2 separate regions of the Homo sapiens genome follow, and region 2 is linked to region 1. The links are chromatin loops, found by intact Hi-C in ENCODE. Cell type or tissue: dorsolateral prefrontal cortex. All regions are shown on one strand. Each heading gives the region's core, and the rest is flanking DNA. Links, peaks and the distances in the headings are about the cores only. Region 1 overlaps ALDH7A1 (aldehyde dehydrogenase 7 family member A1). Region 2 overlaps GRAMD2B (GRAM domain containing 2B).

Region 1 (15,777 bases), core at 5,024-13,023:
TTTTTTTTTTTTTTTTTTTTTTTTTTGAGCTGGGGGCTTGCTATGTTGCCCAGGCTGGAGTGCAGTGGCGCGATCACAGCTCACTGCAGCCACCACCTCCCAGGCTCAAGCATTCCTCTCGCCTCAGCCTCATGAATAGCTGAGATTACAGGCATGTGCCTCCACACCAGCTAATTAAATTTTTTTTTTTTTTTTTTTTTTTTTTAGAAACAGGCCCTCACTATGTTGCCCAGGCTGGTCTTAAATTCCTGGGCTCAAGCCATCCACCTGCCTTGGCTTCCCAGAGTGTTGGGATTACAGGCATGAGCCACTGCACCCAGTCAATTGACTATTCTTCATTTAAGCTTTTATAATTAATTTTTAAAGTTTTGGTGCCCAGGCACAGTAGCTTACACCTGAAATCCTGGCACTTTGGGAGGCAGAGGTGGGCCGATCGCTTGAGCTCAGGAGTTCAAGACCAGCCTGGGCAACATGGCAAAAACTCATCTCTACAAAAATTACAAAAATTAGCTAGGCATGATGGTGTGTGCCTGTAGTCCCAGCTACTTGGGAGGCTGAGGTGGGAGGATCTCTTGAGTCTGGGAGGCAGAGGTTGCAGTGAGCCAAGATTGTGCCAGTGCACTCAAGTCTGGGGACAGAGTGAGACCCTGTCTTCCCCCGCAAAAAAAAAAAAAAAGTTTTGGGCTGGGCATGGTGGCTCATGCCTGTAATTGCTTAAGCCCAGGAGTTTGAGATGAACCTGGGCAACATGGTAGGACCCTGTCTCTACAAAAATTAAAAAAAACTAGCCAGTTGTGGTGTCACACACTTGTATTCCCAGCTACTCGTGAGTCTGAGGTGCAAGGCTCGCTTAAGCCAAGAGTTTGAGGCTGTAGTAAGCCATGATCCCACCACTGCACTTCAGCCTGGGTGACAGAGTGAGTGTGACCCTGTCTCTAAATAAATAAAAGTTTTAAAAAAGTCTTATAATGGAAAAAGTAGTTTTGCTCATACTTTTCTTCTCCTCCTCCTTTCCCAGAGGCTACATTGAGATTCTTTTTTTTTTTTTGAGACGGAATCTTGCTCTGTTGCCTATGCTGGAGTGCAGTGGTGCAATATTGGCTCGCTGCAACATCCACCTCCCCAGTTCAAGCAATTCTCCCGCCTCAACCTCGTGAGTAGCTGGGATTACAGGTGCACGCCACCATGCCTGGCTAATTTTTGTATTTTTTTAGTAGAGATGGGGTTTCACCATGTTGGCCAGGCTGGTCTTGAACTCCTGACCTTGTGATCCACCTGCCTCGGCCTCCCAAAGTGCTGGGAATACAGGTGTGAGCCACTGTACCTGGCCGAGATTCTTTTTACTAAAAGAAAAAAGCAAATTTACCTTTGAATTGATGTCAGTTTTTCTAACTAGTGTGCTTTCACTGCTGTCTCCTTGAAAGCTTTAGACATTATGTATTGACCCTCTATTATGATAGAGGTTTCTGTCCAGGAGCAGGACACATGGGAGTCAACTAGTAGGAGAAAGTAGAAGAAGCTGTTCTTTTCATTTTCTTCTTGGATGCACCCAGTACCCTTGCATACTGAAGAAGCAGTAGAAAACAGAGGCAGGGAGGGCCCTGCAGGCCTGGCTAGCAAGCGGAGGGCAGTGGGGTACCAGCTCTCAGAATAGTGAGCATGGTCCTTGAAAGTGGATTAGTTCATTCCCCCAGCATGTGCGTAGCTGGATAGGGAGTCTCTTGGGAGATTTTGACTAGGACTTGTTTCTTCTGCTTTTATTCGCTCTCTCCCTACTCCCTCCCTGCCCACCTTGGGTAGAAATAGCTTTTATTCAAGTGCAATAAAAGAGTTTGTTGGGGAAGACCCATGAGGTGTTATCTTGTAGAATGAGCACTGGGTGAGGAACCAAGAGACACCATCCCAGTCCCATTTACTGCTGTCACTAGCTCCGGAACCTCAGGCAGGTGCTCAGCCTTGGTTCCTTAGAGCCTCTGCGACTCTGTTCCTGCCAGGAGTTTCAGAGGCGCTGTTAGCTGTGGTTTGTTTTATTTCAAATGTGTGCAGGCTTTTTGCTGGCTTCCCATTCTTTGAAGTCAGTTATGTCTCTTTTTACTTTGCTTGTGCATTTGAGAGCTAGAAGGGCAAACATTCAGCTGTGATTTTTCTGGAACCCATTTAATGGAGATTCTTTCCCTCTCATGAGAAAGACCAGGTGAGTAGTTAATAGAGAAGCTTTTATTTCAAAATTGTTATATTTTCTTAATGTATTTCTATCAAATGGGAATATTTGTGTTTTCCCTGATAATTTAATACAAGTTATTGAGAGAGATAAAGAAGACAGTTACAGCTCCCATATTCTTGTGCCCTGCTCAAAAGAAAAACTATGAATAACATGTGTGGGCTGGGCACGGTGGGGTTACAGGCATGCACCACCACGCCCAGCTAATGGGATTTTTTTTTTTTTTTACCGTTTCTTTCTGTTTCCATTTCTTCTTAATTCCTTATATTTTATTTTCCCTCTTAATTCCTTTTTTCTGTTTGTTTTGGTCTCTTGGTCTCTGTCTTTGATTTGTTTGCAGGGGAGATATTGTGGGCTAAATGTAAAGTAAATAATCAGGTTGTTCTGGTGTCCTTTTGGTATCTTCTTTTCATTGATACCAACTATGAGCCCACATGGAAACTGCTCAGAAGATATGATATTATTTTTTATTTCTCTAGGAGGAGAAAAGCACACTGGTGGTGGCAGGGAGTCTGGCAGTGATGCCTGGAAACAGTACATGAGAAGGTCTACTTGGTAAGAAAAGGCTTTGGGAAGATAGGTTTGGGCTTAAAACCCTTGGGAATGGGCTTTTACACTTTCCTACTGTCTGTGCTGTCTTTGTGCAGTGTCATTTGATTTGATTTTTCCAGCATTCCACAGCTGTCTCCTCTAAGTATCTATTTGGTGCTATTTTTCTAGCCTTCTTGTCTAGCTTCAGCTAGTGCCCAGCACCCAACAATGAAATGGTCTCGTGCGTGGTTTCTGTATTTTTAGTAGAGTTGGGGTTTCTCCATGTTGGTCAGGCTGGTCTCGAACTCCCGACCTCAGGTGATCCACCCGCCTTGGCCTCCCAAAGTGCTGAGATTACAGGCGTGAGCCACAGCACCCGGCTAATTTTTGTATTTTTAGTAGAGATTGGGTTTCACCGTGTTGGCCAGGCTGTTGTTGAACTCCTGACCTCAGGTGATCTGCCTGCCTCGGCCTCTCAAAGTCCTGGGATTACAGGCATGAGCCACCATGCTGGGCTGTTTCTTGCACTTTTGAGGGCACACTTTTTTTTTTTTTTGAGATGGAGTCTTGCTCTGTCACCCAGGCTGGAGTGCAGTGGCCTGATCTCAGCTCACTGCAGCCTCAGCCTCCGCCTCCCAGATTCCAGCGATTCTCCTGCCTCAGCCTCCCAAGTAGCTGTCATCACAGGCCTGCACCACCATGCCAGGCTAATTTTTGCATTTTTAGTAGAGACCGGGTTTCACCATGTTGGCCAGGCTGGTCTTGAACTCCTGACCTCAGGTGATCCACGCCTGCAGTGGCTCATGCCTGTAATCCAAGCAGTTCAGGAGGCTGAGGCAGGTGGATCATTTGAGGTCAGGAGTTCAAGACCAGCCTGGCCAACATGGTGAAACCCCGTCTCTACTAAAAATACAAAAATTAGCCAGGCGTGGTGGTGCACAGCTAATCAGGAGGCTGAGGCAGGAGAATCGCTTGAGCCTGGGAGGCGGAGGTTGCAGTGAGCTGAGATTGTGCCATTGCACTCCAGTCTGGGTGACAGAGTGAGACCCTGTCTCAAAACAAAACAAACAAACAAACAAAAACCACCACCAACAAAAAAAACCATGTATGGTATGTCTTTCCAGATTTTTATGTTTCTGTCTTTTTTCTTTTAAATAAAACGGGATCCATACTAACATTGTCTTTTATCTTAAAGGTTTGTCTTAAAAAGTTGTAACTTGGAGATCTTGCCTTGTTAATATATACAGATCTGCTACATTTTAAAAGTGGGCATGAAAATCTTCTGTTATGTATGTACTGTCATTAATTCTGTTATTTTTTCCCACTAGTACTATCAACTACAGTAAAGACCTTCCTCTGGCCCAAGGAATCAAGTTTCAGTAAAGGTGTTTTAGATGAACATCCCTTAATTTGAGGTGTTCCAGCAGCTGTTTTTGGAGAAGACAAAGAAAATTAAAGTTTTCCCTGAATAAATGCATTATTATGACTGTGACAGTGACTAATCCCCCTATGACCCCAAAGCCCTGATTAAATCAAGAGATTCCTTTTTTAAAAATCAAAATAAAATTGTTACAACATAGCCATAGTTACTAAAAGATGAGTTAGGTGGATTTTTATTATGTCAACTAGTTGTACATGGCTTTTTAAAAGTTAATGATTATTTTGTAATTAGAAAAAAATAGTACGTACCAGGGTAGGAATTTGGGAAAATACAGAACCGAGGAGAAAACAGAAGTCTTTGCAGTAGATACAGGGTGTCTCCTGACCAAGTGAAGGATTCAGGGGCGGGGGGTGAATATTGCTTGACATTACCCACCTATGGCATGTGTTGGATGTCGTGTGATTGAAAGGGGGATGCATTCCCCTGTATGCTTGGACCACAGTTCAGTATTCATGTGGAATAACTTGCAGTGCTTAAAATGACAACAGGCATTCATCACAGTTATGGCTCTTGCTTATGAAGGCTGTGTCAACTTGGAAGAGATTTCTGGGGTAGACAGATTTTGTTCCTGTGCTGGAGTCTGCCACCTGCTGGAGGACTCTGAGGCCAAAATTGCCCGTGCAGAGTTGTATAGAAAATGCGTCTGGAGGCTGGGCAAGGTGGCTTACGCCTATAATCCCAGCACTTTGAGAGGCCGAGGCGGGTGGATCAGTAGAGGCTAGGAGTTTGAGACCAGCCTGGCCGATATCGTGAAACCCCGTCTTTACCAAAAAATACAAAAATTAGCCCAGTGTGGTGGCAGGCACCTGTAATCCCAGCTATTAGGGAGGCTGAGGCAGGAGAATTGTGTGAACCCAGGAGGCAGAGGTTGCAGTGAGCCTAGATTGTGCCACTGCCTGGGCAACAGTGAGATCCTGTCTACAAAAAAAAAAAAAAAAAAAAGTGCATCTGGATTTTTTTATACAACCTTAGACCACCTTCTTTAGCTTTAGGCGTCTGCGGTTGCCCTTGGATCTGTTCTCAATCCTCAGTGTGTGTGGCAGCATGTGGTCATAGAGAGCTGGGCAAAGTTCACTTTCTCTTTGCTGACAGTCTCACCTTTTCTCACTGGGAAGCTGCACAGGAGCCTTTGGGCTGGTTCAGCCCAGAGGCCCCTGTTCTCCTGCCTTCCTGGCATTCTCTGCTCCCCTTCTGCATGGCACCCCTCTACTCCTGCCAGGTTAGAATGGAGCAGAGGCCTTTGAACAAGATGACATTTGTAGACAACCTGATCCATCAGGATGTGGAGAGATCTGGACAAATGGCAAATAATTTGGGGTTGAATTATGGCCCAGAGAAGTAAGCAAATGAAAAACTAAACAATTATAAATGTATCTGGGAAGCAAAGGTATTCATAATATGTCCCATGGCCAGCTGCGAGCAGTATTTAACTAGACATGCTGTTGTCAATATTGAACATGAATCAAGCCAAATACTGATATAGCTATTGAGAGAAGGTTGGCAGGAAGAAATCATGGGTGAGGGTATGTGGGAGTGATAATCTTAGCTATAGATTTTAGGTAAAACTGATTCTGAAAGCTTTCTTTGAAACAAATTTATAATTTTTCTTCTACATGTTTCTAGCACAAGGACTCAATTTTTTTTGGTTATAATGTTCATTAAAACATATGCCTTCAATTTGTTCCTCTTTGTTCTTTTTTGCTGATTTAGCAGATATAAATCACTTGTTAGTATTTTTAACTATCCAAGTTAAAATGTACATTTGTAAGTGTTATTACTGGTCTTATATTTGAAGGTGCAAGGGGTCTTGTGCTGCTCATTACTGGTTATCTTGAGCATTTCATAACTGCTGCCTCCTCCTAAATCCTGTGTTCCAACCGCTACTGCTGGCAATGCCCAGCCTCCATTGTGGATGCGGGGAATTGTGTTCAGCATGCTTGCTTCTGCCACGGCACTAAAGCCTAACTTGCTTAGGATCTTGCTGTACTTGGAGAGAGCATCCATTCGCTGAGCCTAGCAGCCAGGCTCTTGTGACTCCCTGGGAAGTGGGTGAAGACCTGGCTCCTGGCTGCAGCAGTGAGGAGGCAGGCCCTCCAGGTGAAGACTTCTCACAATGGAGGGAAGGCAGTTTTCTCAAAGGAAATTGAGTGCTATTATGTACTCTGCTTCCTACTTTCTCTTTCAGGGTGGGAATCTGTTAAGCCTCCTCTCTCTCTTGCTCTGCAACCACAGAACACTTCTTTTTTTTTGGTGTCTCAGTTTTGCCCACACTGGAGTGCAGTGGTGCAATAGTGGCTCACTGCAGCCTCCAACTCCTGGGCTCAATCTATCCTTCCACCTCATGCTCCCCAGTAGCTGGGACTACAGGTGCATGCCACTGTGCCCAGCTGATTATTATTTTTTTTTGTAAAGATTGGGTCATACTACATTGCTCATGCTCGTCTTGAACTTGTGGCCTCAAGCGATCCTCCTGCCTCAGCCTCTTGAGTTGTTGGGATTACAGGAGTGTGCCACCATGCCCAGCTCTGTGGAAAATTCTCTGTGGCATTCTGTCTCCTGAAAATGCTGAAGGGACCAAGAGGGCTCTGTGTCCTTCCTCTTCTCTTCCCTGGCACTTTCAGACCATTTTCTTGTTGCCTTCATTCTAACAAAGGTTGCAGATTGGAAAGCTGATTTGGAATGCTTTTTAAGTGTTTTCAGTTTCAATATTTTTATGAAATTCCTATGGTCTCCAACAAACTTTTTTTTTTTTTTTTTTTTCTACACCTGGAGCTTATCCTGCAGAAGCTTCCTGCCAATGATTGTTTTGGAGGAAATTAAAAGAAAACCAAACGAAACCTCTCCTATCCAAGGGGAAGAACTTTATCCCCATATTGATTGAATATAGGATTCTAGATTTAAAATGTTGTAGGCAGTTAGAGTTTGCTCTTTTTTTTTTTCTATTGGAAAGGTCCACAAATGTTTTATTGACATTTTTGTCTTTAATCCATTTGGATTTGGGGTACATGTTACGATTTGTCTACGTTAATTTCCCTTTTAAAAATAAAAATAATTCCTCAACTCCAATTAGACAATTGGGTTGTCCTTTTCACACTGATACCTCTTTTATAGTACACTGCATTCTTACATATAACAGGATCTGTTTTTAGCTGTGTATCCTGATTCAGTAATTGGTATATGTGTGTGTGTATATAGATAAATAGAATGCCATTTCCCTGTGCAGACGGAAGGGCAAGCTTATTCCCTTTTCTGCGACTACATCTCCTGTCAGGTGTCGCCTCTGCTGTGGCTCTATAGGATTCTGTTAGATAGTGGTGGTCATTGCACAACTCTACAAATATACTAAATGCTACTCAATTGCTCATTTTAAAATGGTTAAAATGGTGAGTTTTATGTTGTATTTTACAATAAGAGAAAAAAACATACAAAGCAAATTAAGCAATAAAAAGGGCAGTTACTAACTCCAGGGAAAATAACATTTGATTCTGTGATCTTTTAAATTTCTTCTACTTAAATTGTTTTAGAGTTCTACATATATTAGCCATGTGACCTGCAAAAAGTAACCTAATCTCTTTGAACTTCATTTTCTTGTCTGTAACGTGGGTTGTATCAGTTCGGTTTCTTTGTGGCAAGCTGCGGAAACCAATTATGGCTTTAGCAAACATGGTCTGTTTTGGAAAGCCCAGATCCAATTTGCCTCTCCAGAACCACTCTCTGACATTCTCCTGCAGTGTGTCCTTAGGGACTGATCTCTACGGTCCACTTCATCTGGGCTTGCTTTATCCTCTGGCTTCTGATTGTGTTTGGCCAGTGGTAGAAAATCAGAGCAGAAAAAAAAATGTCAGAGTATTAATTTTCCCACTCCTTCCCTGCCAGTCTGTGGTAGTTACTGTCTTTTTTTTTTTTTTTTTTTTTAAGGAAAATGTACACAAAGCGTGTTTATTGGGATGATTTCTCATTCATCCTGATCACGGTTGCTGCTTCCTCCTAAGGAACATTCTTCTGTAAGCTTTGCTTGTCCTTCTGTAGGCTGATAGGACAGTGGAACAGCCAACACACACAACTTTGGGCATGACGAAAGAGCATGGTGACTTGATAGCATCCTGGTCATTTCACATCCATGAAGAAGGAATTGGTTCGTCACCAGGAGCTTCTCATGTTTTCTGGAGAGGCATGAAGGAGATCCTTCTCTAGAGACATCTCGCTGGAAAGCTTATTCCTTTTTCTGTGTCTACATCTCCTGTTAGATGGCCCCTCTGCTGTGGCTCTGTAGATTCTACTAACATGACTCCTTTTTTTTATTCTTTAGTCTGCAAGTGGAGATGGAATTCTGTTGCTATTTTCTGAGTTTGTCTCCTTACCTCTAGGGACCTAGCTAGGTAACAGGTAAAAATCAACTGTCTTGTGGAAACGCCACTGCTAGAATGAGTGAACTTCAACTGTTTTTAGGCTTTTTGTTTCTCAAAATTAAAACTGCAGGAAAGGACCAAGCAATTTGCCTAGCATGGATCATTTACCTTTAAGGTAATTTACCTGCCCCTTGGCAAGGGGAGAGCAAAGCACCTGGATTAATAGTCCTAATGCTGAAATCAAGGACAGATAATTCCCCTAAAAGAAATGAGAGTTGTTATCCTAGGTAAGAAACACAGATGCTGCTAAGCTTAAATAATCTATTTCCACTGTATGAGGATGCTGATAATATCTGTCCCATACAATTGTTAGGATTAAAGCGTAAAATTATAAAAGTTAACAGTGCCTGGTAAGTTCATGATAAGGGCTCAATAAATGTTGGGTACTGTTATTAAGATGTTTTCCACATTCGTTTTCAGCTTTTAATATTTTAATTATTTTCCTAAATAAAATTTAGAAACATTTTCCAGGTTTTTAAAAAATTTCTTTGGGATTTTTATTGGACTCAAATTTATAAGTTAGGAAGAACTAATATATAATACTTAGATCTTAAAAACATCAATGATACGTATTTTGATCAAATTTTTATGGTTCCTAGCAAAATTCTGCAGTTTATTTCATGCAACGTCTTAACAACTTTTGTGTTTATTCCTATATATTTTATGATTTCGGATTTTTTTTTTTAAGTCTCTGTTGCCCAGTCTGGAGTGCAGTGGTGCTATCTCAGCTGACTGCAACCTCTGCCTCCCGGGTTCAAGTGATTCTCATACCTCAGCTTCTGGAGTAGCTGGGATTACAGGTGCGCACCACCATGCCTGGCTAATTTTTGTATTTTTAGTAGAGACAGTGTTTTGCCATGTTGGCCAGGCTGCCTTGGCCTCCCAAAGTGCTGGGATTACAGGTGTGAGCCACCGTGCCCGGCTCAGTTGTTACGGTGAATGGGATTCCCCATCTTATGCATAAATTACTGCAGAGACCAGTTACTTCCTAAGGTAGATTAGGTTTGAAAATAGAAATATAGATCCAACAACTACTCAATGTTTGCTATTTGCTTGTTGAGAATCCTTACAGCCTGGCAATTCCAGGGTTATAGAAATCTGGCCCACATTCAGATATAATTGAATTGTCTTTACAGTGTTGACCTGTAGGTGTCACTGTTGGTCAAAGCAATCATCTGTTTAGCAGGGAAGTGAGTTGTGTTGACTTTGTATCCAGGAGGTCACCATGGAAAAGTTTTTGCAGTCAACAGACAATGCCCCACATTTATGAGCTGCTTTACTTTCCAGCACCATTGGTAACTTGCCTTTCCTACTGCCTATAATTGCAGGTTTGTATCTTTTAAGTTAAAAATGTGGCTGGACGTAATGGCTTATCCCTGTAATCCCAACATTTGGGGAGGCTGAGGAGGGAGGGTTGCTTGAGCCCAGAAATTTGAGACAAGCCTAGGCAACATAGTGAGACCCTGTCCTAACAAAACAAAACTTTTTTTAAAAAAATTTTCCATCCATTCTTCTTTCCCTGCAGTGAGCATATGTGTGAGGTTATTCCATTTTGAATAACTCCATGGGTCATTCGTTTTATTTACACTTAAATGATGCTTACTGTGTTCCAGGCACTTTTAAAAGCACTTGGCAAATATAAACCCATGGAATTCTCATAACCCTAGGAAATAGATACTATTATGATCTTCACTTTATTGATTTGGAAACTGAGGCACAGAGAGGTTGAGTAACTTTCCCCAAGTCACACAGCTGATAAATGATGGGGCTGAGATTTGAATCCAAGTAGCCTGGCCTCATAGTATTCTTGTGAATGTGAATAGTGTCCCTGAAATAGCAGAGTTCTTATTTGCTCACCTTCCCTGTCTGACTCTTAATTGTTGACTTTTCCTTTTTTTTGCAGTGTCTTTTATTGTGACATAATCGTAACTTAAAGAAAAGTTGCAAGTACATAGAACTTTTCCCCCTAAATTATTTGAGAATGTTGTTGATCTGATGCCCTGTTACTCCCAAATGCTTTAGTGTATATTTCCCACAGACAAGGACATTTTCCTGCATAACTACATTACAACCATCAAAATCAGAAAATTAGGATTGATGTGTGTATTAGTCTGTTCTCACAGTGCTATAAAGAACTACCTGAGACTGAGTAATTTATGAGAAAAGAGGTTTAATTGACTCACAGTTCCACAGGCTGTACGGGAGGTGTGGCTGGGGAGGCCTCACGAAACTTATCATGGCGGAAGGCGAAGGGAAGCAGGCATGGTCTTCACGTGGTCGGAGCCGGAGGAAGAAAGTGAGGGGGGAAGAGCTACACACTTTTTTTTTTTTTTTTTTTTTTTGAGACGGAGTCTCGCTCTGTCCTCCAGGATGGAGTCCAGTGGCGTGATCTCCGCTCAGTGGTGCGATCTCTGCTCACTGCAAGCTCCGCCTCCCCTCCCGGGTTCACGCCATTGTCCTGCCTCAGCTTCCCAAGTAGCTGGGACTACAGACGCGTGCCACCATGCCCGGCTAATTTTTTTGTACTTTTAGTAGAGACGAGGTTTCACCGTGTTAGCCACGATGGTCTGGATCTCTGACCTCGTGATCCACCCACCTTGGCCTCCCAAAGTGCTGGGATTACAGGCGTGAGCCACCGCGCCCGGCCGCGCTACACACTTTTAAACCACCAGGTCTCTTGAGAACTCTATCACAAGACAGCACTATGGGGATGGCGCTAAACCATTAGAAACCACCCATATGATCCAATCAGCTTCCACCAGGCTCCACCTCCAACAATGGGGATCACAATATGTAAGATTCGGGTGGAGACACATAGCCGAATCCTATCAACGTGTTACTAATATCTAATCCTCAGATCCCGTTCAACTTTTGCCCCTTGTATGTTGTCATATCTCTTTAGTCTCTTTTAGTCTTCTCTTGACTTTCATGCTTTTGAAATTACACGCCACTTATTTCATAGATCATCCCTCGACTTGACGTTTCCTCATAATGTAATTCAGGTTGTGCATCTTAAGCCCTACACTCACAGAGAAACACCGTATTCTCACCTGCATCCTACCAGGCAGTGTGTGATGTCATTTCCGTTTGCCCATACCAATGATATTAACTTTGATTCTTGATTAAGGTGGTGTCTGCCAGCGTTCTCCCCTGTGAAACATCTCTTTTACCCTTTGTAAATTAATAGGTCTTTGTGAGGGGAGATACTTTGAAACTATGAACCTGTCCTGCTCTCCATCAAACTTTCCATTGATTCACTTATTTATATTTGTATGTACTTAAATTTTTCTATTTTATCCAATGAGTTATAATCCATTTATTACATTACTTACTTTGATGCTCGAACTAAATTTTTATATCCCTGATTTGGCCAGCAGGACTCCCTTCAAGCTGGCTTCACTGTCCTTTCAACACGTTCCTGTCCTTCTCTGAGCACTTCCTTTCTTTTTGGCACAAGATGTTCCAGGTTCAGTTTGTACTTTTCCTGCCCAAGCCCTAGAATCAGCCGTTTCTTCAAGGATCCCAGGTCTTTTTTGGTAAAGCATCATGTTTATAAGCCAGAGTCTAGTGTAGGGATGCCTGTTGATGTGGGCATGTCACTGCTCCCAGGCCCTTGCAGCTGGCAGACATTTACATCTACATTTATTTATAAATCTGTTTATATGGACAAGTGTGAGTTTACATAAAACTTCCGAATCCTATCCAACACCACAGCGTTCCTTTTTAGTTTTCCCTTTCACTATCTGCAACTCTTGTCTCTGATGAGAAACCTGCCTCACTACCCTTGATGCATTTTTTTGTAGATCACTCCTTGTGTATCACTTATCTCCCATCTCATGAGGACGCCCTCCCCACCTCTCTCCGGTTCTGATGGTGCTGGACTTGTCCTTACATGAGTGCCCTCATCACCTAGTTGAGGCTCTGACACCCATGTACAGCTCCTCTACGTGGAGGCACTCTTCTCACCCATCTAATGGCTTCAGGACTGAATTGTTTGGGAAGAGAAGAGGTAGAGAAAGAAGAACTGATCTTTCCTTAAATGCAGAATTTTGAGTCAGAATCAAAATAGTACTTGACTGCCCCATGCTTGCTCTGGGGCAGAAAGGAGAGATGCCTGGACTTAAGCTGGAAGAGTGGAATAGGAGGAGTGGGCACAGGTCCCGGAGGTAGAGCACCTGCATTCCAGGCACAGCTCTGTTTCTAAGGGGCCAAATGATCTTAGAGAAGTAATTTGATCTCTTTGTGCCCCAGCTCTTCCAATAATGAATTGGACCAAATCTAAATCAAAGACTGGTGCCCTATGGCCAAAATTGGTCTAAGTGCTTATTTTGTTTGGGAGTCAACTTCCTTTCTTTCTTTCTTTTTTTTTTTTTTTTTGAGACAGGTCTCCCACTGTTGCCCAGGCTGGAGTGCAGTGTTGTGGTCATGGCTCACTGCAGCCTTGACTGCCTGGGCTCAAGTAATCCTCCCACTTCAACCTCTCAAGTAGCTGGTACCACAGGCGCATGCCACCATGCCTGGCGAATTTTTGTATTTCTTGTAGAGATAGGGTTTTGCCATGTTTCCTAGGCTGCTCTCAAAATCCTGAGCTCAAGCAATCCACCCGCCTCAGCCTCCCAATGTGCTGGGAGTGATACAGAGAGGAGGCAGGGAGATACTGCGTAGAAGAGGGTGGTTCCCTGGCAAAGTCCCCACCCTGAAGCTTGGAAACCCACGGCCCTAAATGGGAAGAAGCATTCCTGTTTTTGTGCCCAAATGTTGCTTTTTGGCCCACCATGCCCCCCATCCTGTACCCATATAAATCCCAAACCTCAGGCTCCACGAGCAGAAGAGCAGAGGAGCATAAGAGCAGTGCAGCAGAGAAGGAGAGAAGGGAAGGAGCATCTGAATGTTGAGAGGAGTTTGCCTGGGGATGATAGGAGAGGAGATTGGCTGTGGGTCTGCCTAACTCCAGGGGAAGATCATCTTCCCACTCCATCCCCTCGCCAGGTCCCCATCCATCCCGCTGAGAGCCACCTCCATCTGGCAATAAAATCCCCCTCATTTACCATCCTTCAATTTGTCCGTGTGACCTGATTCTTCCTGGATGCCGGACAAGGACCCGGAGAGGGCACTGAGCTAGTTAACACTTAAGCCATCTGTGACGGCAGAGCTAAAAAAGTACTGTAATATGCCCACTGGGGCTTCAGAAGTTACAGGCACCCACCCCTAGATGCTACTGTGGGGTCAGAGCCCAGAAGCGCTTGCCCCAGCTCCTGCGTGCTCCCCCTCCTCTAAGGGGTTTGAGTGCACAGTGGCCGAACAGATGAGCCACATTCGGTCACACGTCTCTGAGGGGGGTCAGGGAACTCTCCCATTTCAGGATTATAGGCGTTAGCCACTGCACCAGGCCAGGAGACAACTTTCAAAAAAATCAAATTTAAGTTTCTTTAGTTGGAGGCTGTGCACTCCAATTAGCCCTAGATGGGTGACAGCTCAGACCATCTTTCCCAACTTTATACATTTCTCTCTCCAGGCTAAGTTACATTTCAAGCCTCTTCTAGCTCAGCATGGCCTCTTCTCCATTTGCTATGCTCTGGCTCAGCAGATTCTTAATCTATGGCACCAGGCCTGTCAAGAGACCTGCATTTGATTCCCAACTTTTAGCCAGGAAACACTGGGAACACCACATCTGAGTGTGTTGCTGCTGCTGGCTTGGGTGGCCAGGTTTTATTCCCTCATTTGGCCCTGCCCACATCCTGCTGATTGGTCCATTTTACAGAGTGCTGATTGGTCCATTTTAGAGTGCTGATTAGTCCATTTACAATCCTTTAGCTAGACACAGAACACTGATTGGTGAATTTACAATCCTCTAGCTAGAGAGAAAAGTTCTCTAAGTCCCCACTCCACCCAGGAAGTACAGCTGGCTTCATCTCTCAGTGTTATTGATGGAAGCGCTTAGAGCTCCCTGCTTTCTGTGTGGAGCTGGTCTAGGCCTGGACCATCCTTGGGGCACTCATTTAATTAAGCGAGGCTCAGAGGTCTGGACTGATGGGTCACCCTGATTCAAAGAGTATTTCTTCAGTAAACAGGGTCTAGGGGAAACCACATAGTCTGGGGGCTAGGGCCCCGTTTGGCAGGTCCAGGGATTGAGCAAGAATGAGCAGAGAAAGGAGACGGGGCTGTGTCTTGAGTCTATAGGCTGGGTCACTGGAGGTATGGTAGGATCTCTAGAGCTGCCTCTAATGACAGCGGAGTCTCTTCAAGAAACTTTTGAAAGGGACCAAATTCTTTTTCTGATTACCTTTCTAGCTTCTCTGGCTGAGCCCCTATGCATTGGATTGACATAGACAGATTAACAAAAGAAAACAATCAGAATTTTATTAGTATGTGCACTGCAATTACATGCGGGAACACTCAGAGATGAATAAACTCAAAGGTTTGGTTGGAACATGGGCTTATAGCATTTTAGCAAAGGACCAATACATTTTTTTTTCTTTTTTTTGAGACAGAGTTTCACTCTTGTTGTCCAGGCTGGAGTGCAATGGCACAATCTCAGCTCACCACAACCTCTGCCTCCCGGGTTCAAGCCATTCTGCTGCTTCAGCCTCCCGAGTAGCTGGGATTACAGGTGTGTGCCACCTCACCCGGCTAAGTTTTGTATTGTTGGTAGAGACGGGGTTTCATAATGTTGGCCAGGCTGGTCTTGAACTCCTGACCTCAGGTGATCTGCCTGCCTCGGCCACCCAAAGTGCTAGGATTACGGGCGTGATCTTCTCAATTGCCTTCAGCTCAAAATAATCCTTATGTCAAAGTGTCATATTTTGAGGTGGCATATTCTGCCAGCCGACAGACCCAAGAACCTTGGCTAGAATGGATTGGTCTTGGATTGCAGTGAGTTGAACCCCTGTACAGAAGTGTAGAAGAAGGAAACATCTTCTAGTTGAGTTTTAGCTTCTGTCTGTTTTGAGCTGGTGAACTCAAATTGTTCACTGAATATTTAAATTCTTTGACTTTCACCTGTGAAAATCTCCTGAATGAAATGAGATATTTGATCCTATTTAGTGGGTCACTGAACATGCTTCTAACATGAAAACATTCAGCTTTGAGCTAGGAAGGTGAGCTGTGCTCACAATCTCAAACAGGGTAGGGGAGAGAAGATTTACATGTTCTGTGCCCTGTGCCCTTTCTTGGGG
Region 2 (15,777 bases), core at 2,870-10,869, 96 kb after region 1:
TGCAGAACTGTGAACCAATTAAACCTCTTTTCTTTATAAATCACCCAGTGTCAGGTATTCTTTTATAGCAATGCAAATGGACTAACATACTTGTAAACAACAGAAATTTATTTCTCATGGTTTTGGAGGCTGGAAGTTCAAGATCAAGTTATGGAGCTCACTGGTGCAAGGAGTGGGCTCCCAAGGCCTCGGACAGTTCTGCCTCTGTGGCTTTGCAGGGTGCAGCCTCGCTGGCTGCTCTCACGGGTTGGAGTTGAATGCCTGTGGGTTTTCCAGATGTAGGGTGCAAGCTGCCAGAGGCTCTACCATTCTGGGGTCTGGAGGACAGTGGCCCCCTTCCTACAGTTCCACTAGGCAGTGCCCTGTTGGGCACTCTGTGTGGGGGCACAACCCCATATTTCCCCTCAGCACTGCCCTAGTAGAGTTTTTGTGTTGGCTACGCCGCGCGACAGGCTTCTGCCTGGGTATGTAGGCTTTCTGAAATATCCTCTGAAATCTAGGTGGAAGTTGTCAAGACTTCTTCACTCTTGCATTCTGTGTGTCTGCAGGATTAGCACCCCATGGAAGCCACCAAGGCTTACAGCTTGCACCCTATGGAGTGGCAGCCCGAGCTGTACCTGGGCCCCTTTGAGCTGACGCTAGAGCCAGACTGGCCGGGACAGAGTGAGCAACATTTTTTTTTTTTTTTTTTTTTTTTTTAACAGCAGGCTGGATGGACTGTCACTGGTTTTAGAGGTTATCTTCTAGGACAGAGAATGAATGAAGGCCAGGTGACGGGTGAGAAAGGAAATGGGAGGAGTCAGAAATGATAACCCAGAGTGAGGCATTGCTAGTAAACTTCACAGCAGAATGTTTCATTACGTTAATACAAATTCCCCTTGAATTACACTTCAAATCTCTTGTCTGACCTTACAAAAATTATGTTTATGCTGATATGCTAATAAATTTTATCCAGAGAGAGAGAGAGAATATATTATGCTAGAAATACATGTATTTGGTCAGAAGAGAATTTTTTACCTGTTAATAGTGCAATAACCTTTTAGGTTAAAACAGACAAAAACCAGGGCCATTAGAAGCCGACTTAGAAGAGAGAAATGTTCACTTTTGTTTTGAGGCACCCCTCTCCACCCCCGTGGAGACGAGCTGTACTACTCTGGCCCTCAGCTAAGCCCCTGAAAGAAGAGCTGCCTCTTACCACTCTGGCATCTACGATAACTACAGCTCTTTCTTTCCTCCTATACCCTTCATTTCCTGTAACTCTGTCTTCTGTTTCATGTAGGAGGAAAAAAAAAAAGAGATCAAAAGCCAGAGAGAGCTTAAAAGACCAAGTACATGGGCATTGTAGCAGAGTTAAAAGTTACTACGGGAGTCCAAAATAGTTCCAGAAACCTGTCGCTTTGTTTCTCCCTCACTCAAACTCTGCATTGCTACTTCCTCAGTCTCCTGTGTTCTGATCTTACAGTGCAGAGCCACACACATATGAGGACAGAGTAGGGTGTTCACAGGATGTGACACACAGGACTCTCCCAGAGGCCAGGTTTCGGTCTCATGCCATATCCCACCAAGTGAATCAACACGGGCATCAGCAGCACACGTGAAAATTCTCTTTGCTTAAATGCCAAGTATTATTACAGCTCAGGATTCTTTTTCTAAAAAAAATTAATGGGACTCAACTTCTAGAGAAGAAAGACACTGTCACTTTAAAAAAGTGGAATATATCTATATATTGGTGAAAGCAGTTTTATGTAAAAGGCTTTGATTTAACCAAAACACCCTCATATTAGACATACGTAAGGAAAAAGAAGCTCATGATATCCCATGGCGAAAAATAAGAGAGTATAGTTTTAGTATTTCAGATTGTGAGGTTTCAAAGGTGTTAATCTACCTAAGGATGTAAATGTCTCTTATCTGTATTTGGCTTTCCTTAGAAGTTATCCATGTGGTTTGTCATGTTAGTGTCAACAATATAGAATTATTCCATATTGTTATTATGTAAAAATATACATGATTTTAATTACAACTATCAAGATATGGAATAATTGTGGAACTAGTGATAGCTCCTCACTGCTGTTAAAATGTTTACCCCAATATTTTAAATATAACTAACTTTTACGGGATAGAAGAATTAGATTGAATATAATTTGTACATGACAGTACCACTTTCAAGGAAATAAGCAGTGGATCTAAAAGATTTTAATTTTATATTTGACATCTTTATTTACTGTCCTTAATTTCTCCCACCACAAATATGCATTTTCTCTATCTGGACTTGAAACGCATCGCTTTGGAAAACACATCTCTGCCTCTTCCCTCTTCCTTGCCACTCCTTTCTACTGGATTTCCCGGATGACTTTATATTTGCATGGTGCTTTGCCGTTCAAAAAGCATTCATACCCGTGACACCATGATACCACACTAACCCTCATGCAGGCATGAAAGACAGGTGTGTTAGACAGGTGTTTGAGGCCGGCATGTAAGACAGGTGTTATCCACATTTCACAAATAAGGAAACAAAGATGAGTTCGCTGAGGGCCCACACAACTCCAATCTTAGTGACTGAAGCCTCTATTACTCTCATACTATGACTAGCCTTCTCTTTCCAAGCCCGGTCAGACACCAAGACCTGTAGACTTTACCTCCTTAATATTTTCCAGTTAAGTCCCCTCTTTTTCTTTCCCTAATTTGGTTGGCTTAGCTAGGGTCCTTAATGCCTCCTGCCTGGACCACTATACCTCCCTACCTCATTTGAGTTATATGTGACCCCTCCTCCTTCCATCTATATGGAAGATCACTGTGCTCTGTGATCTTTGTAAAGCCCAAATATGATCATATCATTCCTTCTCCTCCTTTAAAACCCCTTTGGTTCTCTGTTGCCTACAGGATAAAGCTGAAGATGAGTACAGAAAACAGGTCCTCTGCAATGTGAAGCCTCCCTTTCTGGCTTTGAACCTCTTGTCATGCTGCCCCCAAGCACCCTCCTCCTGGGCTGCCATGCCTTCTCTGTGGTCCCTTGCAAGCACTGTTTATCTTTCAAGATTTAGCTCTTGATGGGGTCACCTCCTACCTGGCAACTTCCCCAACCCCCTCTAGGTCCTAAGGACTGACCTCTTCTTCTTTGTGCTCCTTTCCAGTACCCTGTGACTGTCATGGCAACTGTATCACTTTAGTATGTGGTTTATTTAAAAATTATAAATGGGGTCAGGTGCTGTGGCTCACACTTGTAATCCCAGCACTTTGGGAGGCTGAGGCGGGTGGGTTACTTGAGGTCAGGAGTTTGAGACCAGCCTGCTCAGTGAAACCCTCTCTCTACTAAAAAATACAAAAATTAGCTGGATGTGGTGGTGCATGCCTGTAATCCCACCTACTTGGGAGGCTGAGGCAGAAGAATTGCTTGAACCTGGGAGGCGGAGGTTGCAGTAAGCCGAGATCATGCCACACTGTGCTCCAAACTGGGCAACAGAGTGAGACTATTTTTTAAAAAAAAAAAAAATTATAAATGGGCTACTGTTTACTTGTCTTTGCCCTGCTTTGACCATATGCCTCTGGAGGGCAGGATCCTGGTCTTTTCACATCTCTGTATCCCCACAAAAAGGTTCAATTCATTTACCTTAAGGACTTCATGTTCCTTAAATCAGCTCTAAAGGCCAGGCTTTCTGATCTCTTTCTTTTTTTTTTTTTTTCTTTTTTTGAGACGGAGTCTTGCTCTGTCGCCCAGGCTGGAGTGCAGTGGCACGATCTCGGCTCACTGCAAGCTCCGCCTCCCGGGTTCACGCCATTCTCCTGCCTCAGCCTCCTGAGTAGCTGGGACTACAGGCGCCCGCCACCACGCCCGGCTAATTTTTTGTATTTTTTTAGTAGAGACGGGGTTTCACCGTGTTATCGAGGATGGTCTCAATCTTCTGACCTCATGATCTGCCCGCCTTGGCCTCCCAAAGTGCTGGGATTACAGGCGTGAGCCACTGCGCCCGGCCTAGGCTTTCTGATTTCTAGCCCAGGGCCCATTTTGGCTACACCAGACAGTATAAATAGCAATAGGAATGGATGTACTTCACTTGGAATTCCTGGGCTTGGGAAAACTGGCATGGGAAAGGCCAGGAGTTTTCTGCTGGGGTTTGGATCCTCTTCTGGAACAACCCCCCATAATTCAGTAGACTAAAGTACTGAGGGTGCTTTTGGTGAGGCAACCGCCTGCCCTTCCAATTCCTTCAGACAAAGATTAGACAGATGGATCCTGTGAAGGTTATGGCGAAAGAAGGAACATTTCCATCGAGGGAGCTTTACCATTTCTTCCCACGAAACTAGGTGAAAGGTAGTGGAGTCTGCCTAGTTACTGAGGCCAAATGATCTCATAATTACTGCTGGGAGGGGCCGTCATGCCTTAGTTTGCTTTACTTTGCTAGAGTGTAAAGGGTAATGCTTAGATATTAGATTCCAAGAAACGGAAAGGAAAGAGGATTGCTTTCCTTCATTTTATGCCTTCTTGGAAATGGAGAAGTTTCCAGGAGAAGAATCTGTATTCCATGGTCTGTGGCTTCCTAAGAGTAGCTCAAGTCCCAGTTTCTGGGAGTGGCATCTTCATAAGGATGTTTATCATATTTCAGTGTCTTAGTAAGGGCCCCAGTTTCCTCGCCTCCACACCAAATCCTCCTCCCTCAGCCTGTGTCACAGAGCTGCTCTCCGTCACACCTTACTCAAATTGAGAACACATAGGTTTTTTTTTTTTTTTTTTTTAATTTTTAAAAGCTTGGGGAATGTAAACATTTTCTACATGACTAATGAAGCTAGGCATTGTAGATAAGAGAAGCAGTGAATGTTTTAAAATCAGTCACGGTTACTGCTGGATTTTATTAGAAACACTCAGACTGGTCTAGTTTTGGGGGGTTAATATGAAATTTATAGCACAGCTGAGTAAATAAGGGTATCCACTTATTTTCAGAAATGATTTTTGAAGTTTAAACCACTTACTATGAACATTTTATAACATAGAAAACAGGTACAAAGTAGATAGAATAGTATAAACAAGGCAATCTTGTTTCATCTATATACCTGTAGCCCACCACTCCTACCTCCTACTGGTTTTGAGACAAATCCCAGACCACACTATCTTTTCATCTGTAACTATTGCAGTGTATAACTCTACAAGATAAAGATTCTTTGAAAAAATAAACACAATACCAATATCAAACCTTAAGGCTAAAAATTGTAATTGATTTTTAAAAAAATGAGTGAAATATGGCTGTTTTTCAGGGAAACTATTAGCACAATGTAGTAGTATTTAGGATTGGAGTGGACTAAAGCATCTCTAGGCACACTGTTGGGTATCTGGTTACCCAGTAGGGGACTTGGGAGAGTTCCTGTTCTCACACTAGTCCACATGGCTCTTGCTAGCACAGCAGTAGGAGCTGCCTACTTTGACATCACCAGGTACCAGGACCCCTTTTCTCTTGCCCTTCCTGCTCTGGCTATACTGGAGAGAGGAAGAAATGGAAATGCCATTCCCCAATCTCAACACCTGAGTCAGATTCGGCTCTCTTGAAGCTGAAGAAGAGAGATTCCCAATGACACGAATCAGCATGAAAGGAATTATGGTTGTGAACAGAATGTATCAAAGTGGGTGGTGTCCATGACTCTAGGTGGGATGATGGAGTCACTCTGCATCCTGTCTGTGCCTCAGGCTGCAGCTGCTTCTCTTTAATCTGCCCTCCCACCCCCTCCTCACCCCCCACTCCCCACCACATACCCAAGAGACAGTGAGAGAAACCTGAGCAGCAGCAGACATGGGGTGATGTGATATCCAGGCTGCCCACTTCCTCTGGCCCGTCAATACTTTGTGTCAGCAAGTCCTCAGGCTGTGCTGGCCCTCAAGATTGTCTGGATTTTTCATATGAAAAAAAGCTCAACATCACTGATCATTAGAGAAATACAAATCAAAACCACAATGAGATACCATCTCACACCAGTGAATGGCGATTATTAAAAAGTGAAGAAAAAACAGATGCTGGCAAGGCTGCAGAGAAAAAGGAACACTTTTACATTGTTGGTGGGAGTGTAAATTAGTTCAATTATTGTGGAAGAGAGTGTGGCAATTCCTTAAAGACCCAGAGGCAAAAATACCATTTGACCCAGTAATCCCATTACTGGGTATGTACCCAAAGGAACAGAAATCATTCTGTTATAAAGATACAGGCACAAGTATGTTCACTGCAGCATTATTCACAATAGCAAAGTCATGGAATCAACCCAAATGCCCATCAATTATAGAGTGGATAAAGAAAATGTGGTAAATATACACCATGGAATACTACGCATCCATAAAAAAGACTGAGATCATGTCCTTTGCAGGAACATGGATGGAGCTGGAAGCCATCATTCTCGGCCAACTAATGCAGGAAAAGAAAATCAAACACCGTATGTTCTCACTCTTAAGTGGAGGTTGAACGATGAGAACACATGCACACAGGGAGGGGAACAACACACACTAAGCCCTGTCAGGAGAGGTGGGAGGGAGAGCACCAGGAAGAATAGCTAATGGATGCTGGACTTAATACCTAGGCAATGGGTTGATCTGTGCAGCAAACCACCATGGCACCCGTCTACCTATGTAACAAACCTGCACATCCTGCACATATACCCTGGAACTACAAATAAAAGTTGAAGAGGAGAAGAAAAGAAAAGATTGTCTGGGTTTTCATATGAACATCCTCATTTATCTTGGAGACTTTACAAGGTTTGTAACAATTCTGTATAGATCTAAAAAATGAGCAGTACGTTTGAAACAAAATATGGAATTCTAGGTACAAAAATCAGCTCTCAAAAGTATTAGATTCTCTGAATTGATCAATCATAAACATATACTTCAAAGGGCACCTGTCCCCTTATCTTTGCAAAAGGTTCTTGCCAATTCTTAGAACAAAAAATCTGCGGAATTCAGTTCATAAAAAATGGCTTTTACAAAACAATAATTCATAACATCTCCTTGAATGGCTTCAGATACCAAATAGGCAAGTTACCTTAGAGAGGGCACGGAAGAAAGGTCTTTTCTAAGCTAGAAGGCCAGCTTGTTCTTAAGGCAGACAGACATCTGCACAGTATGGTTTGCTCAGTAGTGGGGGATAATGGAAAGGGCTCTTGTCCTTAAATTCCATAAATTCTCTTGCCACCACCCTGGCCCCTACCACAGTGTGCTCCACCTGTTTTTTTCTTGGAATAATCTTCTTTGGAAAAGGTAGGCCAGGACTGGTGGTGGTGGTGGTATTAGTGGTGGTGGAGTGCTGGAAGGCCTCTCTCTTTTTTTTTTTTGAGATGGAGTTTCACTCTTCTTGCCCAGGCTGGTGGGCAATGGCGTGATCTTGGCTCACTGCAACCTCTGCCTCCTGGGTTCAAGTGATTCTCCTGCCTCAGCCTCCCTAGTAGCTGGGATTACAGGCGCCCACCACCACGTCCAGCTAATTTTTGGTATTTTTTAGTAGAGACAGCGTTTCACTATGTTGGCCAGGCTGGTCTCGAACTCTTGACCTCAGGCGATCCACCTGCCTCAGCCTCCCAAAGTGTTGGGATTACAGGCATGACCCACAGCACCCAGCTGGCCTCTGTATGTTTTACAGCTCATTGTTTTCTGTTATGCATATAACAACATGCATGCATGAAGTCACTGATGGAGTCTTTCCATCACAGCTGAGAGAAAGCCAGTTTTACTGAGAAAAGACAGAAAACTATTGTCCAGGAAAGTTCAATGTCAACATCTCTGTGGGGAGAGCAGAAGGTGACTGGGCAAAGATGTCTTTGAAGAGACAAAGGAAGGGAGACATGAAAGAGGATGTGGGAGGACTCTGAAGCCTCAGGGTTTTGTCTGCAGGGGTCCTGTTTTCTTTTAACTAGTTAATAGGACACTGGCTCTGCAGAGAAATACACAGACTGAAACAACACTTACTAAAACTAGAAGTGAGAATATAAATAAGGCTGAAGAATTTTCCTCTCTTCCATTAAAAGTCATTTCAGGTGCGCCTGAGCCATACAGTTTCTGAAAGATCAGTCTGTGAATTCCATAAACTAGAGGTTCTCAAACTGTGGCCTAAGAACTTTCTATGTCAGAACGATTTAGGCATGGGACTTGTAAAAATGCACTTCTTAGGTCTACTTCAGACCTTTTAAAAACTTAAATCTTATACCCACCAAAATCTTGGGACTACTGAGCTGAGTGTCAACCAAGCCAAGACTACTGGGCCAACTGGGAAGCGAGTCAATTACTATTGTTACTTTCATCCAGCAATCTTCTAAGGAGGGCTGGGAGAGAGTGGTAAATTTATCAGTACTACTGATAGATAATGGGGAAAAACAATCCCCATTAATGATCAATCTGTAATGCTACTTCAGGAAAGAAGTTTCCAAATACTTAGTAATTCGGATTTTGGATGATTAGTTAGATACATTATCCAAAATCAAAATATGGGCCACATCTGAGTTTTCTTTGGGAAATGAAATTACTGGTTTTTTTTAATTTTATTTTTTGCTATGATCTGTGTTTGTCAAGGTTTCTACAATGAGCTTTGTAGAATCATAGATTTTAATTAAAAAAAATCTTTAAAGAAGAGAAGTAATAGAGACCACATTTAATTTAGAGACACCAGTTGTACGTGGTACCTTAAACTAGACCAGATTTCAAGGAAATATTTACAGACGGATTTTAAGCAGGGGGCTCACAGAAAAATCTAGAAGTTTTATAATGCATACATGTAAATACACATTAGGAAAAGCATTTTAGGCCAGGCGCGGTCGCTCACGCCTGTAATCCCAGCACTTTGGGAGGCCAAGGCGGGTGGATCATTTGAGGTTGGGAGTTTGAGACTAGCCTGGCCAACATGGTGAAACCCCATCTCTACTAAAAATACAAAAACTAGCTGGGTGTGGTGGTGGGCGCCTGTAATCCCAGGCTACTAGGGAGGCTGAGGCAGGAGAATTGCTTGAACCTGAGAGGCAGAGGTTGCAGTGAGCCCACATCACACCATTACACTCCAGCCTGGGTGGCAGAGTGAGACTCCATCTCACAAAAAAAAAAAAAGAAAAAAAAGAAAAGAAAAAGCATTTTAGGGAGGGGTTTGAATGAGTTTGCTTCAAAATTATGACTGATGTAAATATTCAGGTGAAGAACGTGAAGATGAGATTAGGAGTTAGTGGGTGAATGTGCTGAATTCAAATCCTATCTGTTTTTGCTTTTGTTTTATCTAGTATTCAGTGGGATAGTTAGCCTTCTTGTTGAAGTATCTTCATAGGCATATTAGGAATAATAATTCCTTCTTAGGACATTGTGAGACTTTAGTAACATTCATAGATTTTTTACATAAAAAGGTATGCATAAATACACTAAGACAAGGCTTAAAAATGTGTTTTAGCCAGAAAAAAAGTGTTTTGATTTGATTTGAAAATTTTTAACGCGAGGAAACAGAGATTTCAGCAGATATAATCCTATGACCATCTAAGGTTGTCACAATTATCAGGTAGGTTCTGTCTCCTGTTTACCATTGAAATGCCTGCAATTCAGAAGTATATTTTATCAAGAGCCTCTAACGAGCTGGTTCCTATATTCCTAAAAAAATCCTCATTGGGGGAGCTCTGCTTATTAGAATTAAAACTATATTATCTGTTTTAGCAAAAAAAAACTTATACCAGGACTAGCCATTGCAGTGGTAATTGTGAAATGTTGCTGTGTGCCAGCATTATTATTTATAGTTCTCCCTTGTATGGCATGATCAAATGGCCTAAATAAAGAGAAGGAATATGGGAAGAAGAGGAGAAAGGCTGGAAGCCTACTGATTGTCCTTTGAGCACCTGCATAGTTTTCAGGCTATAAAAGGCAAGGAAGATAACCACTGAAACAGTGTGAAGGTGACAAAGTAGAGGACGGGGGCCCTGAGTCAATCCTGAAAGCAGTTGCAAACAGCCTGCTTTCCTCTGCAGCGCCAATGAGGACCCAGTCTGTAGTTTGGAGCAATCCATAGCCCAGAGCCTACATGCATCTGTGTACCTAATTTCACAGTTTGATGTGAGACTTAATTTGAGGGACAATGATTACAACATTACAAAGTTGTCTTCATGCTGTTACATTTCAGATAAACCCAGCTAACAGTATTTTAATGTCTAAAAGGTATCTATCTCCTCTACAAAGTAGGGGATCTTAAGCTTAAGAAAAAAATATATAATTATGTTCTTTATATTTTTTCCTCTGCCATAATACACGCTCATTCTAGAAAATTCAAACATTACCAACACCATGAAAAAAAAGACACAAAAAATAAGAAAACATAATTTAGAGAATTTAGAGAATATCATCATTTTTAACATTTTAGGGAACATTTTTCCAGGCCTATTTCAATAAATAGACATGTCAATATAGAATTTTGTATAATAGGATCATTTTATACATGTTTTATGCAATTAAAAAAAGGTCAAAGATAGTCCTGAGACTATTCTATCCCCATGATTAGAGATAAATGCCACCTTTCATGAATGCTATAAAATATACCATTGTGTTAATGTGTAGTTCATTAATCTAATACAGAACGATGGTCCTTTGTAATGCCTTATTTTATTATGTCACACAATTTTTTCATTTTGGTTAAATTTATCCATCTTTCCCTTTATAACTTCTGAATTTAATTCCATGCATTGTAAGACTTCCTACTTCCATATTATATAGTAGTTTTTGTTTTCTTCTAGTACTTTTATGGTTTCTTTTTTTCTGTGTTTAAATACTTGATTGATCAGGGGCTTATTTTAATTACGAAATGGAGTAGATTTCCAGCTCTAGTTTTTCCCAAATGGCTAACCAGTTGTTCCATCTTTTCCCCATGGATTTGAAAATACCTCCAGATATATTTGGATTTCCTTCTGAACCTTCATTAGGATAGCTTCATCATGATAAGCTATGGGTCTATCTTTTTATTACTCAGATTTGACTTGGCTATTTCTGAATGCTTCAATCTTTCAGAATAAGTTTAGAATCATTCTGAAATGTTTTCTCAAGAGAGTCACTGAGATTTTGTTTGGAGTTGCAGTGACCTTATACATTTAAGAAATACTTCATAAGTTTTCCTTTTGAGGAAGGTAAACTCCATTTATTCAAGTTTTCCCCTTTAGTAGGTGTGTTGTTTTACTTGAAGTCTTATTAAATCGATTTCTGGGTATTTTATATTTTTTGATGCTAGTCTGTAACTCTTTCTCCAATTTATTTTATTAACTTTTTATTGTTAATTAAGAAAGGTAATTGACTGTATTAGTCCATTTTCATACTGCTTTGAAGAAACACCGGAGACTGGGTAATTTATTAAAAAAAAAGAGTTTTAATGGAGTCACTGTTCCACATGACTGCGGAGGCCTCACAATCACGGTGGAAGGTGAAGGAGGAGCAAAGGCACGTCTTACATGGTGGCAGACAAGAGAGCGTGTGCAGGGGAACTACCCTTTATAAAACCATCAGTTCTCATGAGACTTATTCACTACCATGAGAACAGCATGGGAAAAACCTGCTCCCATGATTCAATTACCTCCCACTGGCTCCCTCCCATGACATGTGGGGATTATGGGAGCTCCAGTCAAGATGAGATTTGAGTGGGGACTCAGCCAAACCGTATCATTGACTTTTATAATTTTTCTGATAATCAGTCAACTTACTAAGTACTACTATTTCTAATTGCTTTTGTGTTTGTTCCCTTGAGTTTTAAAAATACAATCAATTTTGGCCAGGTGCGGTGTCTGTAATCCCAGCACTTTGGGAAGCTGAGGCAGGATGATCACTTGAGGTCAGGAGTTCAAGATCAGCCTGGTGAACATGGTGAAACCCTGTCTCTACAAAAATATAAAAATTTTTTGGGCATGGTGGCACGTGCCTGTAATCCCAGCTACTTGGGTGACTGATGCACGAGAATCACTTGAGTCCAGGAGGTGGAGGTTGCAGTGAGCTGAGGTCATGCCACTGCACTTCAGCCTGGGCAACAGAGTGACTCTGTCTCCAAAAAAAAAAAAAAAAAGCAAAACCAAAAAACAAAGAAACAATCAATTTTATCTATATTCAACATATAGACATATATGAAATATCTATATATTTCAACATACGGAAAGTCCAACCTCTTGCAGGTTACTTTTGATCCACTGTCTTTAGTGTTCCTATTGCATTCAACCTCTGACATACTTCTTTCTTGAGGACTTTGCCACATGGAATCTTCAATGGCCATGTGGGTGGAATGGCATCCAGTAATAATGGCCTTATCACCAGCAACCTTTACTGACATTTCACATAATCCCTCGTGGTCAATACCAGGCTTGCATCATGGCTCAGACGGTTGTGTACAGGAATGTTTTGTCAATATGTCATCTCTAATATCCCCATATCTGCCTGTAATCTCCTATCCTTCCAATTCTCATCCCTTGCCATTCTCACCACCTGTGTGTTTCAGCCTCAGAGAAAAGCATCAGCTATTGATGTTTCCATATTCTCCTCATCAATCAACCTCTTCTGGACTTATTTCTGGAGGCAGCTCAGGCCATATATGTGATTGTTCACTCCCAATTTCCAATCATGCTAATCGTTCTGCCATGCCCACTCAGATAAAATCCCCAAATCAGCCTTTTAAACTTCTAATACCAAGATTCTGACCACATTGTAGGGAAAAAAATACCAGTCTTTATTGTGGATCAGTCCTTTTGCTGGGCCCTCAACGGTGCCTAGACATCCTGTTTTATTTCGTCAGCTCGTATTTCACACTCTCCATGTTCCTCAAGCCCCTGATGAAACACAACTCATCTTTCTTGGTGAAAGGGGCCTTGTCATGACTTCACTAAGAAAACTGAAACTTGAAGTCATTATACAAGAGCACCCACATTTCTTTCCCAGACCTCTAATTACTTATATCTGCATAGACTGCATCTATTCATTCCTCCACTTTCAGAAGGCAAGGTCTCTCTCTTACTCATGTTCAAGCCCATTTCTGACACCTCTGGGCTTGTTCTGTCACTTATTGGGTGTGCCCCTTCATATTCTCCCTCTCTGCAGGCTGTTTCTCCGAGGTTATGTACAGGCTCACAAGGCTCTCTCTCACCTAAAAAACAAAACTTTTCATTGACTTCGCTCCTCCATTTACCTTTCTCTCTTTTCTTCACTTCTCAGACAAACTTCTTAAAGCCTACGTAGCTTCCTGAGCCACCTAGAAAATAAGTCCAGAAGGGGCTGATGGGCTAGGAGAACATGGAAACATCAAGAGCTTATGCTTCCCTCTGAGGCTGAAAAGCACAGGTGGTGAGAATGGCAAGGGATGGATAGGAGATTACAGGCAGACATGGGGACGTGAGGATGCCATATTGACAAAGAAGATTCCAGTATGCACCAATCTGAGCTGTGATGCAAGCCAGGCACTGACAGTGAGGGATTATGTGAAATGGCAGTAAAGTCTACACAGGCTATGCTGGCTTCCTCATTTCCCACTTACCCAGCCTGCAGAGTCTGGCCCTCATGCTCATCATGCTACTAAAATTTATTTGGAAAGGTTCTCTGGTGATTTCTCTATTTCCAAATGCCAAGGGCAATTTAGTAGCTGCTCTTGGTTGTACTTGCCACTGGTGACTATCTTTTGGGATTCTCCTTTCCTTGTTTGTTTTTTCATGATTCTGTTCCTCTGTTTTATTTTGTTTGGTTGTTTTTGTTTTGTTTTATTCTCTGCCGTTCTGTTTATTTCCCATCACCTTTTGTGGCCTCTTCCTTTTTTGATCTTCATCCCAACACAGAATCATTCTCAGGTTCTCTCCTCAGTTTCCTACTCTTGTTAGTGGGAAATTGGACCCACTCTCATGATTTTAACTCTTACCTATAGGCCAACAATTGCCAAATCTATCTGCTAGCTCTAAACTCTATCCCACAACTATTAAAAAAGGGAACTCATTTTTAATACCCCAAATCCCCTTCCATGGCATAATGCAATGGCATCATAATCCACGCAGCCTTTCTGAAGAGAAAAACTAAGTCATTCTGGCTTTCTCGCTCTGTCAATCCATTCCGTCACCTGGTCCTTCCAATTTTATTTCCTCAGAATTTCTCAAACTCATTCTCCCCTCTCCCCTACCAGAACAATCTCACCTGGATTGTTTTACAGCCAGCTAATTCCTGCTTCCTGCTTTGTTCTCCAACAAATCTATCTTCAACTGTCACTAGCAATATCTCGAAAAAACTCAAACCTGGCTATATCACATCCCTGGGTAAACCCTGTCAGTGGCCCCTGTGCCTTATAGATAAACCAGACCTCCTTCTCATCACAAAAACATGTCCTCTGGGACCTTCCTCCATCCTACTGCTTCTGCCTTATGTGCTGCCCTTTAAGTTTATACATTTTATCTTCTAGTAATATTAATTCTTAATAGTCACCTGGCTGTTTCACATCACTGTGTCTTATTTTAGGCTACTTTTTCCAGTTAGAATGATTTCTGTCTTTTTTTGGCAGAGTAGGCAACTGACTCCTATTCCTCCTTCAAAATTTCTCTCAGATATCATCATTTCTTCCAAGAGGCCTTCATTCAATCCCCATGCTGGGCTAGTTTCTTCCCCACTGTTCTTTTAAAAATGCCTGTACATAACACAGTAGATTGAAATTCATAGTTAATGTCATAGTAAGACATTGCTCAAATTATAGTGAACCTGACCTAATTATTATTGTTATTTTTTAAATTAAGAGACAGGGTCCTCAGGCTGAAGTGCAGTGGCATGATAAGAGCTCACAACAGCTTTGAACTCCTAGGCTCAAGCGATCCTCCCACCTCAGCCTTCCAAGTAGCTGGAACTATAGGCTTGTACCACTGCACCCGTCTAATTTCTATATTATTTGTGGTAGAGGCAGGGTCTTGTTATGTTGCCCAGGCTGGCCTCCAACTCCTGGCCTCAAGTGATCCTCCCATCTCGGCCTCCCAAAGTGCTGGGATTATAGGTGTGAGTCACCGCACCGGGCCTAATGTTCTAGGGGACACAGTTCATGCCTAATACATGCTAATAACTATAACACAGTATAATGTCTAAAAATAGTAGGTCCTCAAAAAATGTGCATTAAATTCAATTATTATGTAAATATAAGTACTTAAATGAATATAAAGTAAATTAAAATGCTAGTATAATTATTAAGTTGAAATGGGAAACTGGTACCTCTTAGGTATTCCCCAATTTCATTTCTGAGGAAAAGGGCTTTTTAACCTAAAATTGTATTCTCTATTTAAGTACAATCTTTGATTATTTTCAGACATTAAGTATATCAGAGAAGCTTGCAACTCCAGTGATAATGAATTTGGTCTCCATTTGTATTATAGGTTTAAATTATGTTACCCCATTAGGCATCTCTGCTATGACCAGTCCAGAAGGCACTGTGGCAAAGCAGGGTTGTCTGATGCAATGTGAATGCTCATATGTATCTATAAACGTGTAAGAGGATAGTTTAGGTATGTTCCAGCGGCAGTCCTGCCTTAAACAGGTATATGTTTACCTAGGGAAAGAAAAGGAAATAAAAAAATAAAGAGGCCAAACCACATAAGAAAGCAAGGACTCTATTCATATTAAAAAGGCTTTCCTTGGTTTGTTCAGTCTAATAGAATTCTTTATACAAAAACTACAGAAGCGTGCAGAGAAGTAGGGCAGTTTCTTCAAAGACTCTTCAGGTTGGAAGGGATCTAATAAATCAGGTCATTCAGCCCTCTCTCTTTACAGAGGAGGAAACTGAAGACCAAAGAGGAGAACGACTTCCCTAAAGTTTC

Evidence for each region. Peaks named below come from ENCODE experiments on the same cell type or tissue, not always from the same donor. Only the 100,000 strongest peaks of a DNase experiment are listed, where the experiment ranks them.
Region 2: it touches region 1 in a loop (2.1-fold over the local background); 5 of 110 quality-filtered maps call a loop at or near these places.

The regions. Positions count from the first base shown.
Region 1 is chr5:126,533,323-126,549,099 of GRCh38, reverse strand. ALDH7A1 (aldehyde dehydrogenase 7 family member A1) reads left to right here. Exons shown (of 18, transcript NM_001182.5): 17 at 2,701-2,776; 18 at 4,081-7,259. The coding sequence ends at 4,135. Among named protein-coding and RNA genes, the nearest start is that of ALDH7A1, 54 kb to the left of the region's middle. RefSeq lists enhancers at 4,653-4,702, 5,069-5,363. In dorsolateral prefrontal cortex, for the core only: CTCF peaks have their summits at 9,561 and 9,765 (motif pointing right); no DNase peak of the experiment used is centred there; H3K27ac peaks cover 1,586 bases.
Region 2 is chr5:126,435,575-126,451,351 of GRCh38, reverse strand. The region is part of intron 1 of GRAMD2B (GRAM domain containing 2B); the gene reads right to left. Among named protein-coding and RNA genes, the nearest start is that of GRAMD2B, 20 kb to the right of the region's middle. RefSeq lists an enhancer at 5,327-6,526. In dorsolateral prefrontal cortex, for the core only: no CTCF peak of the experiment used is centred there; a DNase peak (open chromatin) is centred at 7,551; H3K27ac peaks cover 7,825 bases.